2 separate regions of the Homo sapiens genome follow, and region 2 is linked to region 1. Evidence: read pairs that join two places in POLR2A ChIA-PET (ENCODE). Cell type or tissue: GM12878. All regions are shown on one strand. Each heading gives the region's core, and the rest is flanking DNA. Links, peaks and the distances in the headings are about the cores only.

Region 1 (5,393 bases), core at 1,268-5,267:
CCAGGTGTGAGCCACCACGCCCAGCCCTGAGATGGTTTATTTTGAAGTCACTGAAATGGCTTTTCTGAGGACAATGGAGGCTGGAATGAAAGGAGGACCTAGAGAGAGGTGTCCCCTGAAGCTGATGAGGAAGAAAGGGAGGTGGGAGGACAGGGGGCAGGACGCCCGCAGAGCTGCTCATGGGCTGAGAAGGGACCTTGGGCTCAGTGGCACCTAGTCACAGTGGGCGAATGCGCCCATGTCAGGGTGAGGTGCATCCCACTGAGGCAGCAGAAACCTGCAGTGCAGGCTGGGACGGTACAGCTCCCTGAGGCCAGCCTGAGGGGGACTGGCCACACACGCCCAAAGCTCCTTGCCCTCCACCTCCCCGAGTGCAGATTCATCCTCTCAGGTGGCTTCTGCACTTCCTGCTGTCTCCAGTCCAGGTGGGAGAGTACAGAATGGCAGGTGGGCCGGGGGCACAAGGCCTGGGATGGGAGGGAGCAGTATGTTTCGCCCGTTACACTGTCTGCCCATGCCCAGGACCACTGCTGGGCTCCCTTCGGGCTGGGAGTGAGGCCGCACATCTGAATACTGGGTGCCATGTGCCCGACCCTCCCTGCAGGCTGCGTCCTGAGGCTTCCCGAGGCGGGTCTGGCCTCCCCAGAAGGTCGGCAGTCAGCAGAGCTGCGTCCGGATCTGCTTGTGCTCACCTGGGTCATCCTCCTACCTGTTCCAGGCCACAAATAACATGAATGGATGCAGCGGAAAATGCTGTAAAGGGAGTGGGCTCCACGCTCATCACTCACCAGAAAATACTGCGGGGAGGAGTCCCAGGGCTTGAGGGAGGGGGCTCCACGCTCACCACTGACTCAGAAGATACCGCAAGGGAGCACTCTCGCTGGGAGGAGTCCCAGGTCTTGGCGACAGTCCTACTCACTGCCATGACTTACAACGGGGAGGGCATCAGCCAGGGGAGAAGGTGCGGGCGGGGCCGGGGAGACCAGCCGCAGCGTGGAACCCTCCCCAGGCGGAGCCACACGGGACGCTCGGGCTGCGAGCACAGGTGCGGGATGCTGACGGGGAAGCTGTGCGAGACTCAGTTCCCAGGGCTTTTGCCTAGGCTGGCAGTGCGGCCGCCTCTGCCTGGCATGTGCCGAGACTCTTTATGCCCAGAAGGAGGATGCTGGGCATAAATCGTGGCATGTGCAAAAACAGTGTGGCAAGGTGAGCTGCTCCTATCAGCGAACAGCGGGGGGACCTCCTGTTCCCAGACGCCAGCCGAGGGCAAAAACCTCCCACACATGTGCCTTCTGACCAGCCGAGGGCAACGTCCCACACGTGGGCCTTCTGAGGACAGCGTCCCAGGCTGCTGGGCCAGCTCTCATCTGCTGACCCTGTTCTTTCATTATTTATCGGCGCCTTTCTTGGCTATGAAAAGCAGGTGTGGACAGCCTCCCTGCAGAGTGAGCAGGTTACCATTGAACATCTAAAACCCCCACAGGGCACCACGGGCAGGAACCACCTTTCTTCTCTCCCTTAAAAGTCCTAAAAGGGCTGGATCCAGTGGTTCACGTCTGTTATCCCAACACTTTGGGAGGCTGAGGAGGGAGGATCGCTTGAGCTCAGGAAGTCAAGACCAACCTGGGTCTCACAGACAGACACTGTCACTAAAAAAAACTTTTTTTTTAATTAGCCGGGTGTGGGGATTCCGTTCCAACATGGCTGAATAGGAACAGCTCCGGGCTGCAGCTCCCAGCGTGATTGACGCAGAAGACGGCGATTTCTGCATTTCCAACTGAGGTGCCTGGTTCATCCTACTGGGACTGGTTGGACAGTGAGTGCAGCCCATGGAGGGTGAGCCGAAGCAGGGTGGGGCATCGCCTCACTCAGGAAGTGCGAGGGGTTGGGGGATTTCCCTTTCCTAGCCAAGGGAAGCCGTGACAGACTGCACCTGGAAAATCAGGACACTCCCGCCCAAATAGTGCGCTTTTCCAACGGTCTTAGCTAACGACACACCAGGAGATTATATCCCGGGCCTGGCTCGGAGGGTCTCATGCCCACGGAGCCTTGCTCACTGCTAGCACAGCAGTCTGAGATCCACCTGCGAGGTGGCAGCCTGCCTGGGGAGGGGCGTCCGCCATTGCTGAGGCTTGAGTAGGTAAACAAAGCGGCAGGGAAGCTCGAACCGGGCAGAGCCCACCGCAGCTCTGCAAAGCCTGCTGCCTCTGTAGACCCCACCTCTAGGAGCAGGGAATAGCTGAACAAAAGGCAGCAGAAACTTCGGCAGACTTAAACGTCCCCGTCTGACAGCTCTGAAGAGAGCAGTGGTTCTCCCGGCACAGTGTTTGAGCTCTGAGAACGGACACATTGCCTCCTCAAGTGGGTCCCTGACCCCCGTGTAGCCTAACTGGGAGATACTTCCCAGTAGGGGCCCACTGACACCTCATACAGGCAGGTGCCCCTCTGGGACAAAGCTTCCAGAAGAAGGATCAGGCAGCAATATTTACTATTCTGCAATAGTTGCTGTTCTGCAGCCTCCACTGGTGATACCCAGGCAAACAGGGTCTGGAGTGGACCTTCAGCAAACTCCAACAGACCTGCAGCTGAGGGACCTGACTCTTATAAGGAAAATTAACAAACAGAAAGGAATAGCATCAACATCAACAAAAAGGACATCTACGCCAAAACCCCATCTTTAGGCCACCAGCATCAAAGACCAAAGGCAGATAAAACCACAAAGATGGGGAGAAACCAGAGCAGAAAAGCTGAAAATTCTAAAAACCAGAGCACCTCTTCTCCTCCAAAGGATCGCAGCTCCTCGCCAGCAAGGGAACAAAGCTGGACAGAGAATGACTCTGACGAGCTGACAGAAGTAGGCTTCAGAAAGTCGGTAATAACCAACTTCTCCGAACTAGAGGAAGATGTTTGAATCCATGGTAAGGAAGCTAAAAACCTTGAAAAAAGATGAGACGAATGGCTAACTAGAATCAACAGTGTAGAGAAGACCTTAGATGACCTGATGGAGCTGAAAACCATGGCACCAGAACTACGTGACGCATGCACAAGCTTCAGTAGCCGATTCGATCTAGTGGAAGAAAGGGTATCAGTGATTGAAGATCAAATTAATTAGCCGAGTGTGGTGATGGGCGGCTATAATCCCAGCTACTCAGGAGGCTGAGGCAGGAAAATTGCTTGAGCCCAGTAGTTTGAGGCTGCAGTGAGCTGTGATCGAGCTACTGCACTCCAGCCTGGGTGACAGAGCCAGACCTTGTCTCAAAAAAAAAGTCCTGGCTGGGTGTGGTGGCTCATGCCTGTAATCCCAGCACTTTGGGAGGCTGAGGCAGGCAGATCACCTGAGGTCAGGAGTTTCAGGCCAGACTGGCCAATATGGTGAAACCCCGTCTCCACTAGAAATACAAAAATTAGCTGGGCACGGTGGTGGGAGCCTGTAGTCCCAGCTACTCGGGAGGCTGAGGCAGGAGAATTGCTTGAACCTGGGAGACGGAGGTTGCAGTGAGCTGAGATCACACCACTGCAATCCAGCCTGGGTGACCAGAGTGAGACTCCATCTCAAAAAAAAAAAAAAAAAAAAAAAAGGCCTAAAAGCCCCCAAATGATTGTCCACGTTCAGCGAGCACAGCTGTGAGCCATGGATCAGTATCCTTCAGAATTTCAGAGTTTTAAGAAACGCAGTTTCCATTCCTACTGGTTGCTATGGGATTATTATGAAGACGAGCAGGCCAGTGCTTGTCTGTTTCAAACGAGGGGCACTGAGCAACCCTCCCCGGACTCTGGTGGCTCGACGAGGCTGCTGTGGCAACAGGAGCTGGCCTGGGTGGCCCTGACTCTCCACTTCCTCTGTGGTCAGGGCTGACCCTCCTTAACCCTATTTTCCAAATAAGGAGTGGAGACACAGAGTGCTGCTCGCCCTGGGAGGCAGGAGCTGTGTGTGGGCCAGAGTGGAACTTGTCACTGGGTCTCACCTGTCTCCAAGGCCCCAGAAGCCCTGGAGAGCAGAGTGGGCCACGCAGGTTTCCTCACTCACGCAGCAGGTGCCCAGGGTACTACGAAGCCAGGCCGCGCTGGACCGTGGGTCAGTGAAAGGCCAGGGCAGGGCAGCCCTGGGGAGTGCAGGTAGACCCGTCCTTGCCCGGCTCAGCTCCCCCTGGACAGGTGGGGGCTCTTGCCAGCTGCTCTCACCCCTGAGTCCCAGCTTCCCCTTCTGGTCCCGACTCTGGGGGCAATGGTTCTCTCCCGGGTCAGTGTGACCAGTTGGAGAGTGGCTTCTGGCCATGAGGGGTGCAATAAGCTAGTTTTGGGGACAACCCTTTTCTGAAACTGCACTTGCTTAGACGAAAGGGGGGCCCAGGCCCCCCACTGCCCAGCCACAGAGGACTGGATAGGGGGAGACTGGGCTGGAGGCAGCCGGTCCCTGGAGGGCCATGCTCCAAAATCTGAACTTGAGACATGCACACTCGTCCTCAAGTGGTGCTGGGCCCAGAGCTGTGGGTCATCAAGCCATCCCATGTCATGCCAGAGGCCGAATGACCTGTTGCAGGTTCAGACGCCAGCGCCCTGGCAGAAACAACCGGTCTGCAGTGCAGGAAGAGGTGTGGACAGGGCTGCGGAGGAAGCCCCGGACTCCAAGGAGAGAAGACAGCCTGTGAGGACCCCCTTGCACCCTGGGCCACGTCAGGGCACCTCGGGGCTCCACTGTGAGCTTCTGTGGCTCTCACCTGCCAGCATCCCTGCCCTGTCCTGGCAGCTGCACCATGGGCCCTTCAGGGAACCCCCTCTCTGCTGGGTCCAGGCAGATGAGATGATCAGGGGCAGTCTCCCTTCTGGGGTAGGCCCGAGGCTCCGAGGCCTGGGCTGGACAGGTCAGCATGTGCCCCTCCCCCAGTGTGCTTGGCGCAGGGCTGAGACCCACATCACGCTAACATGACACGGGCAGAGCCAACCTCCCACTGGGTCTGCTGACTGCAGGGGTGACTTGGAGTCACCTAGGACCATCACAGGCTGAGTGAGGATGTGGCCAGTTCAGAGGCAGCAGAGCCACGAAAGGGGAAACTCGCCAGGCGGCCCTGGTCTGTCGACTCAGGAGGGCCAGGGAATCCCCACTGTTGCTTGTCACTTTGACTTCATCTTCTGCTGTCTGCATCAGAAAGTCCTTACAAGTACACCTACCGGCCAGGACACAGCTCCTCTGGGGTTCTTTAGGCGTCAGCTGCCAAACGACCCCACAAGCCACACAGTGGAGGCCACAGAACAGGTGCCCAGGTGGGCGGGGCTTCCTGTCACCCTCCCCCACATGTGCCCCGGTGGCCACACCCCACCCCTCCACCCTGCACGGCCTGAACCCTTGCTGTCCTATGGAAACGTAGGGTGAGTCCACATGCAATTCCCTATTT
Region 2 (4,000 bases), core at 1-4,000, 120 kb after region 1:
CCTGGAAAAGCTGATGGAAATTCACGTCAGTGGGAGGCAGGCCTGGGGGAGGGGTTGGCCCACTCTCCAAAAGCTGCCAGTGAAACGGCTGCTCTGCAGCTGTCCTGGGCCGAGAGAGGATTTCACTCCAGGAGGCGGTGGCGGCGGCCCCAAGCCGGCAGCCTTGCTGTGTGATCAGCTGGGTGTCAGGATGTGCTTGATCCAGGGGTCGGCGACGCGGGTGTCAGGCAGCACCTGCGTGGGGCTTCCTCAGGTGAAGCAAGGAGACGGAGAGGTGGGTTCGGAGGGGCTCAGCTGAGGGCGCGGCTCTCGTCTCAGAGCAGGGCGTGCAGTGGGGTCCCTCTCCTGAGATGCGACCTCAGCTGCCTTGCCTCTGGGAGGGTCCCTGGCAGAGATGCACAGCCTGGGAGGACGTGGCCCACCCCAGCCCCGCTGTGTGAGCTCGGCTGGTTTCCTGACCTTTCTGATTTGTGTCCTCATCTGAGGTCAGCGATGCCCTTGAAGTGTTGCCGGGTGAAAGCCGGGAAGGGATTGCCGTCTGCCCCTTCCCTCCGGGGCCACAGGGCCTGAGTTCCTGGGAAAACTGTGGAGCCAGTCCCTGCCTCAGCACCAGCAGGATGCACACAGCCAAGTAACAACTGAAGGACCAGGAGCACGGAGGCCTCGCCTCGCCTGGAGATGGAATAGACTCACGCCTTCCAGGGCTCAGCACCCTCCTGGGCCAGCACCGTCTGCTGAGGGCCCTGCTGCAAGCAGGCACCAGAGCCCCTGTCTCGTGCAGCCGACGCTGGGGGCCGGGGGATGAGTAGTACGTAAGGGGGCAGCTGGTTTTTCTCATGGGGTGACAGATTGAAGGAGAGGAACACCGAGGGAAGGAGGTCGGTCGGGAGGGGGCTCCTCGGCGAGGGCATAGCACAGGCACGGGCTCGGGAGGCTTGTGGAGCCGCCAGGCAGCCGGGGCTGTGAGTGCCGGAGGCCGACGCGGTGGGGTCGGGCCGGGAGGGCTGGGCCGTGGGTGTGCGCAGGTGTGATGTGGCTGACGTGTTTTCATCAACTCAATTTTCCTTTTTTTTTAAAGACACGGTCTCCCTCTGTCATCCAGGCTGGAGTGCAGGGGCGCAATCTTGGCTCACTGCAACCTCTGCCTCCTGGGTTCACACGATTCTCCCGCCTCAGCCTCCCGAGTAGCTGGGATTACAAGCACCCACTACCACACTCAGCTAATTTTTGTATATTTACTAGAGGCAGGGTTTTGCCATGTTGGCCAGACTGGTCTCGGAATCCTGGCCTCAAGTGATCCGCCTGCCTCGGCCTCCCAAAGTGCTAGGATTACAGGCATGAGTCACGGCACCTGGCCTTGATTTTTCAAATGACATGGTGACCCAGCCACTCTCTGCCCACCTGAGAGAGCTGCCTGGGGCCTGGGGTGGGCAGAGCTGGGAGAGGAAGCCCCTCGGTGGGGTCCCCGCTGTGGACCTGTGTCCTGGGCAACTGCCCGACAGGCCTGGGAGCGGCCGTCCTGGGGGTGGACTTGGGGGTTTTGTGCTGAGAACTTCATTGGCGCCTGCTGCAGGCCGGCCTCTGGCTTTGTAACAGTCGACCTGAGTGACCCAGTCCACAGCTCCCAGCTGGAGTTCCTTCAAAGGGTGGGTGGGCGGCCCTCAGACAGGCCTCTCTTTTCCCTGCTTCTCTCCAGCTGCCCCTGGCCGACGTCTCCTCGGAGGAGCACTGGCCGGCGAGTCCTGGCTCAGCTGTGACCAATCGGCCTCTCCCTGAGGCCGCTCTTCCTGCCTGCGCCTCCCCGGTCAACTGCAGTCACGGAAGTGAAAGTGCCGGAAAACCCCTGCCCAGCGCCCAGGCAGGTTAACGGGACGCACTGCTTCTCGGTCCACATGTGGTGAGAAGTGAAAGTTGTCTTCGCCTAAAGAGTGGCCTCCTAGAGCCGCCCCCATGGGGCCACTTCCTCCAGGAAGCTGGCCCGGATTGCACCCTGACCCTAGGCACCGCCCCTGTCTTCCTAGGTGCTGATTCAAGGTCTTTCTGCTGGACAGGAGGACATGGCTGGTTGCTGTCCTTGTGTGTGGGGATGGGCTGGTATGGGGAAGGAGCGGAGCATTCCAGCAGCCACTGAGGCCTCAGGGAAGCAGTGCCACGCTTACTGGGGAGGGAGGGAGGGAGGTGCACTTATGGGACCTGGAAAGCTGGCTGCACCTGGCAGTGAGGACGTGCCCAGAGCCCCTGCTCCCTGCTCTGTGCCAGTGGAGCCTCCGGTGGGGAGATAGTTGGGGGGGAGTCAGGCTTTGTCCCACCGTCCACTCTCCTGAGGACTTCCTGCCTCTGTGGATGCCCCTCTCTCTATTACTAGCTCATCCATTCCTCTTCACCCTCTGGCCCCAGAGCTCTGCACTCTGCCGCCTCTGTCTGACCTTCGTAAATCCTCCCTCATGGAGCTGTCCATGCACTGGCAGCCCTGTCCCCTTGCGATGCTGCTGGCTTTCTGCCATGACTGACCCAGGAGGGATTCCAGGGCAAGCTTCCCTCCGAGCCTGGGGCTGGACTCCACGGTCAGTCTGATTTCACAGCAGCAAGATCCTCACATCTCCAGCCCATCTGCCTCTGCCCCACAGGGTCAGCAGAGCCTGCTGTGTGCCTCTCAGAACCTCAGTCTCTTCTTCTGTGATAGCAGTAACAGCAGCACTCCCAGGCTGGCTCCCCGACATGGAGCCCCCCAACACCATGTGGTCAACAAAAGGGGGGACAGGAGGCGGGAGGTGAGGTCTGAGGGTGCTGGGGACCTTGGGATGATGGCTGTGATGGCACTTTGCTCACAGACACAGGTCTGACAGCTACCATCCGGCCCCTTTGCAGGCACCCTTGGGGCTGCCTGTCTGTCTGTCTGTGGCCTCAGACGTCTTGTCATGCACACACTGACCTCCCTGCCTCTGGCTGGAGCCCACAGACACCCTGGCCGAGCTCTGCATGATCCACCAGCTCCAAAGCCCAGCAGACACAGGGCCTGCGGCTGAAGGAGGAGTCGGGCTGAGACCGCCCGGCTGCTCATGTCCACTCCCCCTCCCACCGCGCCCCCTTGATGGGGCACCTCCCATAACCGGGGCTGCCTGCAGCCTCTCCAGTGCCTCCCTGTGTCCCACCGCCTGGAGTGCAGAGTGAGTGGCTGGAGCTCTGGCCTAGGGTGGGCTGGGCCTTAGAAGAAGGAGGCAGAGGAAGATTTGGGAGGGAGGAGACGGCCTTGCAAAGACAGAGGTAGTGGCTGCGGCACGGCGGCCACAGCCCAGGAACACCTGGGACCAGCAGGACCTGGAGAAGGCAGGACCTGGAGGAGCACGGCCATCTGACGCCTTAGTTTCGGACTTCCAGCCTGCGGCACTGTGAGAACAGAAGCCTCTGTTGTTCTGAGCCCCCAGCCAGCTTGCAGCCCATCCTTACTGCAGCCCCAGGAGATAGAAACACCCGGGGAGGGCAATCCAGACCCAGAACATTCCAGACCCAGAACCTTCCAATGCAGAATATTCCGGACCCAGAACATTCCAAACCCAGAACATTCCGGACCCAGAACATTCTGGACCCAGGACGTTCCAGACCCACAACATTCCAGAGGACAGCTGGGCCTGGATGGCCACTTGAGGGGATGGAGGATGGAGAGTGAGTGGTGGCAAAGCCCAGCCCCAAGGGCAAGGTCGGGTAGAGGGAGCCCAGGCTGACCGCAGGCTCTGGACGTGACCCCTTTGCCAGGTGGGCTCCAGCCAGGGCTCAAGCTTCCTGCACGGATGGTGCCTTCACAGCATCTGCCCAGTCCCCATAACATCTGCCCGCCTTGCCCGGTCCCCATAACATCTCCCGCCTTGCCCGGTCCCCATAACACCCGCCCGCCTTTGCCTGCACCCCTCCACTGATAGTGCTCACCACCTCCCCGAGATCCCACGTCGTCCCTCTAAGGTGACACCAGGCAGGCCTGACTCAGTTTCTCCCCCATGGAGGT

The links. Peaks named below come from ENCODE experiments on the same cell type or tissue, not always from the same donor. Only the 100,000 strongest peaks of a DNase experiment are listed, where the experiment ranks them.
Region 2: POLR2A ChIA-PET joins it to region 1 with 7 read pairs; 3 of 35 experiments call an interaction of 5 or more read pairs at or near these places.

Annotation. Positions count from the first base shown.
Region 1 is chr16:88,849,698-88,855,090 of GRCh38, forward strand. The region is part of intron 1 of GALNS (galactosamine (N-acetyl)-6-sulfatase); the gene reads right to left. Among named protein-coding and RNA genes, the nearest start is that of GALNS, 4.6 kb to the right of the region's middle. RefSeq lists an enhancer at 477-646 and a silencer at 5,244-5,313. In GM12878, for the core only: no CTCF peak of the experiment used is centred there; no DNase peak of the experiment used is centred there.
Region 2 is chr16:88,970,053-88,974,052 of GRCh38, forward strand. The region is part of intron 1 of CBFA2T3 (CBFA2/RUNX1 partner transcriptional co-repressor 3); the gene reads right to left. Among named protein-coding and RNA genes, the nearest start is that of CBFA2T3, 5.2 kb to the right of the region's middle. RefSeq lists enhancers at 1,709-1,848, 2,929-2,998, 3,179-3,338. In GM12878, for the core only: no CTCF peak of the experiment used is centred there; a DNase peak (open chromatin) is centred at 1,889; H3K4me3 peaks cover 3,350 bases; H3K27ac peaks cover 4,000 bases.